Linked DNA regions of Homo sapiens: region 2 is linked to region 1. The links are chromatin loops, found by intact Hi-C in ENCODE. Cell type or tissue: natural killer cell. All regions are shown on one strand. Region 1 overlaps BRD7 (bromodomain containing 7). Region 2 has its middle 38 kb from the start of NKD1.

What was found. Hi-C counts contacts between places; a loop is a spot of excess contacts. Peaks named below come from ENCODE experiments on the same cell type or tissue, not always from the same donor. Only the 100,000 strongest peaks of a DNase experiment are listed, where the experiment ranks them.
Region 2: it touches region 1 in a loop (2.8-fold over the local background); 2 of 110 quality-filtered maps call a loop at or near these places.

The regions. Positions count from the first base shown.
Region 1 is chr16:50,324,765-50,329,764 of GRCh38, forward strand. BRD7 (bromodomain containing 7) reads right to left here. Exons shown (of 17, transcript NM_013263.5): 9 at 3,905-3,980; 10 at 1,520-1,627; 11 at 984-1,119. Among named protein-coding and RNA genes, the nearest start is that of MIR6771, 35 kb to the left of the region's middle. RefSeq lists an enhancer at 2,596-2,645. In natural killer cell, a CTCF peak has its summit at 2,436 (motif pointing right); a DNase peak (open chromatin) is centred at 2,507; H3K27ac peaks cover 3,747 bases.
Region 2 is chr16:50,507,648-50,512,647 of GRCh38, forward strand. No RefSeq gene overlaps it. Among named protein-coding and RNA genes, the nearest start is that of NKD1, 38 kb to the right of the region's middle. In natural killer cell, a CTCF peak has its summit at 2,116 (motif pointing left); a DNase peak (open chromatin) is centred at 2,124.

The DNA.
Region 1 (5,000 bases):
AAAGCACTTGTCATCATTTGACAGGAGGGCATGGGCCTTTGCCAGTGTTGTTCCCCTGTGCAATCCCTATTTGTGGAATGCATAGATGCATGATCCAGAAAGAATTCATTCAGGCTGGTGAGGTCTAAAAGATTAAATGGCTTGATCTGAAACCACAGTCAACTTCGGACTTAAGGACCTCTACCTTGTAAAAACAACAACAACCAAACCACACTTACTAATGTAAAAGTGAACAGATTCCCTCTTTGTGAGAAAAGCAGGGGACTGGTGAATCTACAGGGTTAATTTCTTATATGTAATGAAAATTAGCAAGGTACTACTGCTAAGAAGGAATAATATCCAGTAAACTACTGCCATAACCCAAGCTCAGTGTCCCATCCTGAGCCAGAATCCTGCTAAGTCAGGATGGATCTCATTATGTTGATGGGATCCAAACTGCTCAGCATCCTAAACAGGAACACAGAGATGATCTTCCCACAGAAACATGCAATAAAGAATGGTTGAGTTTAACTGCAATGGTCTACCTGGCATGTGATTGGTCAAAAAGGCTTTTATGTGGGCTGCCTATGGAATAGAGCCATCCTATCCTGCCTCCTTTCTTGGGGAAAATGCACTGTAGGTTCCCAAACTGATCAAGTTTGGACCATAACTCACTGACACACAACATGTTATAAGACAGCAGATGGCACATCAACGTTTTGAAGTAACAAGTTCCTACACTTTAGTACTGGCTGAGGTACAGTCTCTTTAAAAATATATTTTTTAAAAATTAAAATACTGCAGATGCTACTATCAGGGAGACATGCTCTCTCTCTCCACTAAAGGATAATAGTAACTATGAATCCATTATTGTCAGCTTAAAAAAAAATTACTGAGCACATTTTTTTTTACTACTCGGCCAGCTTTGTCAGTCTATCCACAAATCATGTATGTACTTTAATGTTTTTAAACAAATGTAATCAGAATATTAACTGGAAACTCACCTGAAATCACTTGGAAGATCAGAGTCTTCCCCATAGGTTGAATAGATTAAATCAGAATCATCCTTGCTGATATTTGCAAATGTGGAGTCATAATGCGGTGCATAAGAACTGTAGGGCCCATAATTCAAATATAACACTGTTGAAAAAATCAAATACTGTAACACTATTCTTTAACTTGCATGTCAATCTATTTTGTTTTACCAAAAGATTATTTATTCTCTCCTAACTTTACTACTTCATTGGCTGGTTTGCAAATCTAAGATATTTTCTCTCAAACAGGTACTTGTAAAGTTACAACTCAAGTGAATTCTTCCCTACAAGGGAGAGGGAGAGGAACAAGAAAGAACAAAATTCATTTTGAATACTAATACCCAATTTTCCAGTCTCTTCTGAAGTTAATAAAATAGCTAATTAATGTTGCAAAAATACCACCAAGATACTGGTGCCCACCTAGTGAATAAAGCATAATCGTGCTTCCTTTCCCTAATATCCCAAAACAGAGAAGAGAAAAAATGACTCCTATGCAGGAGCCTCACCTGGAGTGACTTTGTTCCTTTTATCCTCTTTGAACCCCTGCAAAGTATTCACTCCAGACTGAAGTCTTCCAGTTGTCATTCCCAGTCTCACAGGGCAGTAGCCTGGCTCTACAACATAAAACAGAGCACAGTGAAGGAGGCCTACATGGCCATGACCCACGGGGCCCTCTGCCGAGTGACTCCGCACAAACCACTGCATGTCATCTGCATGACCGTGAAGGAGGCTGGGAAGCGCTTACTACATCCACTTTTATAAGAAAATCAAAGCTCAGAAAGGCAGAACTATAGCCAGGACCAAAACTCAGACCTGTTCATTACACTCTCCTGCTTCCTGGAATTCTTTATAATCATGTACACTTCACTTAAAAAATTAATTTTTATTAAAAACAAAAGCCACAAAAACTTTTAAAAGCTGGGACTTTTAATGTTAAGATGAAAGTTAACCAGTACAAAGGTTAGTAAAAGACTGAGGGAAAACACCTGCATTAAAGACAAAAGGGCTACTAACACATGAAGGATAAATGAGTATCTATGAAAGGCATACTTTTAGTGCAACGAGAACAGGCATTAGCCAGGAATGAATCCCTGTGATGAAGCTGGGAATACGTGACATAGAGAAATGTCACGTATGGGCACCTGAGGGGACTGCAAAAGATGCTGGCAGGAGAAGATGTGGTCTCCCACAGTATCTAACAGAGGGACATCTGCTCTCCTGAAGAAGAGTCTGAGTTTGTGTCACATGATCAGCCTTCAACGGAGGCTACTGCCATCAGTGACCAGTGTGGTGAAGGCACTGTTAAGCAACTGAACATCTAAATCAGATCTTCTCTCCTCAGCCAACAGTCTGGAATTTGGTTTCCTAATAGGTACGGGTACCAGACAATGAAGCTGAGAAGATGAACAGGGGTGTCTTCTACCTTAAACCATGAAAGTGGCCTACAGAGGGAGCTGTGCACACGGGGAGCCAAGTCAGCTTTGGCCACATTTGATTAGGTCTCAGAAACTGGAAACCCAGGAAACCAGAGCAAGGACAGAGACCACACTCGGCTTCACAGAAAGCAGCAGATCTTAAGGTGTCACCTACATCAGTTAGCTGCATCTCCTAACACCAAATGTTCACCACAGCTATAGTAGAAAGAGCAATGTTCTCAATCCTGTGGCATTCTTTGACCTATGATCATATAAAATTCTACTTGTCTGCATCAAAGTAGAAACTGAGTTTTGTTTTGAAAACAGCACTAGCTCCTTTTCTTCTATTACTGTTCTCCTCCTTTAGAGAACATTCATAGTCCCCTTCTTTCCATCTTCAAATGCTCTTCCCTGCTTCAAGGTTTTCACAACTGCTGTTCTCTCATCCCTTACTCAACCTAAACATCATCTCCTTAAGGATGCCTTCCCTGACCCCCAAACACTAGGTTGGTATCTTCTATTATGATCATAGCTGTTCTTTTCCTTTGTAGTATTTATTCATTATAGACACACACCTGCATAGTACTGATTAAGGACAGACTTCTCTTTATGTGAGTCCTCTTCCCCCGACTCCATAGAACAAGGAAAAGGGACTCCTCTCTCTCTGTTTTGTTCTCTACTACACAGCTAGCTCCTAAGACAGCACCCTGCTCACAGCAAACAATAAACATCAGAGACTGTTTCCTTAAGGGTAAAAATTCTGTCATTATTCATTTTCGTATTTCCAATTACTTCTTTCATTATGACAGTATGAAAATAAATTTGTTGAATAAATTAACATTCTCACATTTGCATATCTCAATACATGATTCTCTCCTCAGACCAGTGACAAAAAGTTCTAATTGTGACATCGAATTTCAAAATATAACCTATATGATTTCCATTAAAACATCATTTGAGAAAACAAAAATATGACTGAGGTTCTAAAGATTCCCAATCTTTACAAACTTTCTACTGACTATAGTGAAAGATACGATGTCACTAAGCATACACCTTCCATTATTATTAAGGCACTATGTGGCATATACATTCATTTTATTCCCTGAAATAAACAGTTAAATTTATAATATCATATTCTGTGTGTATGAGATACCTCTAAACTGAGTGTCTATACTAAAGTCTCTTAAAACCAGGGCTAGGAATTACTATCTAAAAGTTATGGCTTTGTTAATGGCGGGTTTAAAATATTTCAGGGACTTTGAATTTTAAGGAAAACTTGATATACTGTACCTATTTCAAGATGAAGTGAAAGTTAGGCTAGCTGTTACCATGAAATACATGATGTCTAGCTAGATCCTTTGTGCATAATGACACAGACTGATCAATATTCAAGCTTGTTGCTTTAAAATGTTAACCCAGGTTACTGTTCTCTGCCAAATAGCATCAAGTTCATGCACAGTTTTACTCTGATCCTACCTCCTACAATGGGATCCACAGGATGGAGAAGTCCCAACGTCGTTGTTCCATCTGGTTTTCTTCTTTCAAATTCGCACTGCAATGACCCAAAGTATTCAGATGGAATGAAGTGTTTTATACAAACAGGCTGAGTATCCTTTATCCGAAATGCTTGATACCAGAGTGTTGTGGATTGCAGATTTTCCCAGATTTTGGAATATTTACATATACATAATGAGATATCTTAGGGATGGAACATAAAATTCATTTATGTTTCATATACACTTTACAGATACAGCCAGAAAATAATTTTATACAATAAATAATTTTGTGCACCCGTCACATGAGGTCAGGTGTGGAAGTTTCCACTTATGTCATCATGTCGGAGCTCAAAAAATTTCAGATTTTGGAGAATTTCAGATTTCGAATTTCTGGATTAGGGATGCTCAGCCTGTACCATATTCATATATGCAGCAAACCACAAAGGCTTATTTTAACCAAACTAATATTACAGGTGGCTAATCATTAAACTCAAGATACTGACTTTCACACAGGGGATGATGGGCTAGAGAAATGGAGGTGAAGAAAATCTCAGAATTCTAAGAGCTCTGTGGGTCCTTAAGGCCACCTAGTCCTCCCCAGTCTATCAAAAAAGGCTACTATGGACCAGGTGAGGGCAGTGGCTTGCTTAAAGGCATGTATACACCTACTTGGCTTTAAAACCAACGTGACAGGGACCCACCATCTCACTGCCACCCAAGACATGGCTTCTGTTCCTAAGTCCCTGTTAAATGTTTCTTTCTGGAAACATTTAAGCTGGAACATGTGGTGAGCTAGTCAGGAGTGGAGGGACCAAGAAATGGGCAAAGGGAAGGAAGCATCCGTGGAGGAAATCCCAGGTGGCAGCCACTTCCTCGTTGAGTGGTATGGCTCATGTTTTAGATGCCTGTGCGTGAGTACAAGGACGCCCTGAAAACACTAGTGTATTTGGAGTGATTGTCGGCTGAGAGCCATCCATCGCACTGTGGTCAGGAAGGGCAGCCGGCAGCCACTGCAGCAAGATGGCCACTTTTGTGGGCTGCTTGTTTGGCAACAGGAGCCCAGCTAGCAGCAGAAG
Region 2 (5,000 bases), 180 kb after region 1:
TTATCCCCATTATACAGATGTGGAAACTGAGGCCCAAGTTGTCAGAATCTCTTTCCTTTGGATGTTCTGCACTTATCTAGCCTGAATCCTCCAGGCCTGGAGCTAGGACTCTCTCCTGTCTTTCACTTTGATTGGTGGCCTCAGAGGCAGGGCCTGGGTGTCTTCTGGCATGAGGGCTGAGCAGGCATTTGCCTGCCACCAGCTCTAAGGGTCCCAGGAAGAAGGAGACCAAGAGGCTGGACATTCCTTGCTACAAACTCCAGCGTTCTAAGCACGGGGAGGCCTGGGGCGCAGCAGGGTGAAGGTGCCATTGCTGAGGGGTTTTAATGCTGTTCCCAAACAGCTCTGCCCTCAAAATGGACAGCCCTCAGTTTCCCTACAGAGCCTGGGTCTGGAGGTTACCCTTTGGGTGTTTCTTACCTCCCTGCCAGGTCTGCAAGGTCAGAGAAAACATAAACTCTTCTTGTCCCACCCTCAAGAAGGCAAGGTCTCTGAGAGCTCTGGGGCTGCCCTCACCTGTGAGCTCCCATGAAGTCTCACCCAGGATCACACGGTGGGTAGAGGCAGAGGAGGGCTCTTACTGGGGTCTTTAGACTGAAACCCGCCTTTGTTCCCAGGACACTTTTGTTTTCCAAAACATTTTAGGTAAGGAAGTCTCTGTTTGCCCAAGTGACATACTATGTGTAACCCTGAGAAAACAGAGAAAAGGGCCATGACTCGTGGAACACGGTTGAAAATCTTGCCTCTCTGCTGCTCAGCTCCTCAAGGGCAGGGGCAGGGGTGGGGTCATCCCATTTTTCCCTCTATCTTTCATGATGTCCAGTGCTGGCCAGGCCACCAGCTGGATTCCATTTGTAGTGCTGTGTTGTGTGGCCTACAGAGTGATTTTTATTTTACTTTTAATTTTTTAATAAGCTTTTTTTGCATAATTTACATACTGTAAAATGCTCCCTTTTTGGTGTACAGTTGTATGAATTTTGTCAGATCACCACCATAATCAATACATTAGATCATTTCCATCACTCCCCAAAATGTAACCCCCGCCATCTCCCTTTCGGGCAATCCCTGCCCCCATCTCCAATCCTTGTTAGCCACCATCTGTTTTCTGTCCCTATAGTTTTGCCTTTTCTAGAATGTCCTAGAAATGGAATCCTACACTATGGAGACTTTTGAGTCAGAGTGCCTTGACTTAGCAGAATGCATTTGAGATTAGGTATTTTATTTTATTGCATGTCTCGGTAGTTTATTCCTCTTTCTTGCTGATTAGTATTCTGTCATGGACATACCACAATTCATTTATCCATTCCCCAGGCAAGGGACATTTGGATTGGTGTTTACAGATAAAGCCATTATAAACATTCATAGATAGATTTTTGTGTGAACATAAATTTTTATTTCTCTTGGGTAAATACTTAGGAGTGGAATTGCTGGGTCACATAGTAAGAGTATGTTTAACTTTATATGAAACTGCCAAATGGTTTCCAATGTAATGGTACCATTTTGCATTCCTGCCAGCAAGGTAAGAGAGTTCCAATTGCCCAGCATATTCATTCACCAGCACTTGGTATTGGGAGTTTTTTTTTAAAAAAATGTAGCCATCCTAACAAGTGCACAGCATTAACTTATTGTGGTTTTAATTTGCATTTTCCTAAAGATTAATGTTAGGCATCTATTCATGGGCTCTTGTCCATCTGTAAGTCTCATTTGAAGAGTCCAACTCTTTTGCTTATTTTGTTTTTAATTGGGTTTTGAGAGTAATTTATATATTCTGGATACATTACAAAGTGTTTTTAAAAATAAGAATCTGTCACAGCCAAATAAATGAAGCAGTAAAAAAGAATCAGAATCTGTTTAAAATATTTAAAGGGACTCCTAGAGATCTCACGTAGACATGGATTTCTGGTTTCATTTGTTTTTAAAAAGGAAGATATGACAAGGCTGAGCTCAGCATCCCACGTGGCCACAATGGCAATGGCTGGTGGTGCTTGCACCCTTGCTGGGCTGTGTTCTCCAGTCTCTTTACATACCAACCTGGCTCCTGTGGGCATTTGCGTTTGAGACCCCCTGAATAACACATTCTTTGTTTGACCCATGATGTGTGTTGTCTGCATATAGAGCGCCCCCTGGGGCTGAGTTCAGGTTTTGCACTGCTTTTCTTCCCATCTTCCCAATTGCCCCTTAACGGGGACTGAATCCCTCAAGCCCACTTATTCAAATAACCACAAGATCCCTCTTTCTGCCCTTTGGTTCCTTGATGTTCCCACCTGTCCACCATACTGTGCCATTTGCATGGTAGTTTATGTGGGTAGCATCCCTTAGAGTTGTGCAGCGTGCAACCCTCACTGCCAAACATGCTGGTCCTCTTTGTTCTTCCCTAGCCCAGGGCTCTGGTGTTTGCTGTTTGCTCACCAGGTAGGAAGATGCTATGTCGCAGAGACCAGAACCTGATGTTGTCCCAAGACAAGCTCCCCTCTTGGCTTTTGGTTTTAAAAGTATAATTTCACTGCAAGGATTTTACTGGACCAGTGGTTCTCAAACTTGAGCACGCACCAGTATCCCTTGGAAGGTTTGCCGAAACACAGATTACTGAGTTCCACTCCCAGAGTATCTGGTTCAGTAAGTATTAAGATGGCGTAAAAATGAATGTGCATTTGAAACAAATTTCCAGGTGGTGCAGGAGCTGCTGGTCCAGGACCACACTTTGAGGATTACCGTATTAGATTATCCTGTCAGGGAGAGGGAGGAGGAGAGAGACTCTGAGTGGAGGAGGTTGACTTTGGGAGAGGAGGTGATGAGAGGAAAATTAAAGTCCCTGAGAGTGTGAATTCTATAATCCTTAAAGTAGTAGGACAGTACCTGGGAAGAGGGGGGTGGTGGTCCCTCCAAAGGAAACAGCTACACCTAGAGTGGCTGGACTGAGTTTCTAGGCCTTGGCAAAGATCCTATGCTCAGGTGTGGCTGGAGGCATCATAGCTGCAGCCTCTGAGGGACCCTGTAGTGTTGTGCAGCTCTGCTGTGGGGTGGGGACCCATCAACAGTGACCAGTCAGGCTGCTGGGAGGGTGCTTGGAGTCATATTTCTTTAGTCTTATTATTTACTATTTATTAAAAATATTTTCCAAGCTTTATTGAAGTATACTTGGCAAGTTAAAATTGTATATATTTGCAGTGTACAATGTGATATTTTTGAAATACATACACATTATGAAATAATTACCAACATCAAGCTAATTAACATGACCATCACCTTACATAATTGTGTGTGTGTGTGTTGGGAATATTTAAGATCTATTCTCTTAGTAAATTTAAAGTATACAGTATGACTTTAACTATAGTCACCATACTGTACCTTAGATATCCACAACTTATTCATTCTTCAAAGCTGAAACTTTGATCCCTTTGACCATTTCCCACAGCCCTAGCACTGACAACCACTATTCTATTCAATCTTCTGTGAGTTCAGCTTTTTAAGATTCCACATATAAGTGAGATCATACAGTATTTGTCTTTCTGTTTGGCTTTTTCACTTAACATTATGTCCTCCAGGTTCACCCATGTTGTCACAAGTGACTGGATTTCCTTTTACTCTAAGACTGGATAGTATTCCATTGTATGTGTGCAACACACACACACACACACAATTTTCTTTATCCATTCATTCATTGATGTAGTCTTAGTTGTATGGAACATGATGATGTTCCATATCTTGGCTATTGTGAATATTGCTGCAGTGAACTTGAGAGTCTATTTGAGATACTGATTTCACATCCTCCAGATATATACCTGGAAGTGGATTGCTCGATCATATGGTTGTTCTAGTTTTAACGTTTTGAGGAACATCCATAATGTTTTCCATAATGGCTGTACCAATTTACATTCCCAACAACAGTGTATGAGGGTTCATTTTTCTCTACATTCTTTCAAATACGTACCTTTTGTCTTTTTGATTATGGCAGTTCTAATAGGTGTGAGGTGATCTCATTGTGGTTTTGATTTACATTTCCCTCATTAGTGATATTGAGCATTTTTTAATATACCTGTTGGCCACTTGTGTGTCTTCTTTTGAGAAATGTCTACTTAGGTCATTTGTCCTTTTAAAAATTGGGTTGTTTCCTTGCTATTGAGTTGCTTGAGTTCCTTATATATTTTTGAAATTAATCCATTATCAGACATATTGTTTGCAAATATTTTCTCCTATCCCATAGATTATCTCTTAACTCCTATTCCACAGGTTGTTTCCTTTGCTATGCAGAAGCTTTGTAGTTTGATGTAATTCCATTTGTCTATTTTTGCTTTTGTTGCCTGTGCTTTTGAGGCCATATCCAAAAAATCATTGCCTAGATCAATGTCAAGAAGCTTTTTCACTGTGTTTTCTTCTAGTAGTTTTATTGTTTAGGCTTTGTGTTTAAGTCTTTACTCCATCTTGAGTTGATTTCTGTATATGATGTGAGATAAATGTCCAATTCCATTGTTCTGCCTTTGAATATCTAATTTTCCCAACATCATTTATTGAAGAGATTGTCCTTCCCCCATTTGTGTTCTTGGCACCTTAGTCAAAGATCAATTGACTGTAAATGTGTGGACCTATTCTGGGGCTGTCTATTCTACTCCACTGGTCTACATGTCTGTTTTTATGCTGGTATCAGGCTGTTTGATTACTATAGCTTTGTCCTATATTTTAAAATCAAGTAGTGTGATGCATCCAGCTTTGTTCTTCTTGCTCAAGATTTCTTGTCTGTTTAGGATGTATTGTGGTTCCATATGAATTTTAGAATTGTTTTTTCTATTACTGTAAAAAATACCGTTGGGAATTTTGAAGGGATTGCATTGAATCTACAGTTTGATTTGGGTAGGGCTATAGTTTGAATGTGTTCCCCCAGAAACATGTGTTGTAAACTTAATCCCCAATGTGACAGTGTTGGCAGATGGGGCCTAATGGGAGGTGTTTAGGTCATGAGGTCTCCACCCTCCTGAATGAATTAATACCTATTGTAAAAAGAT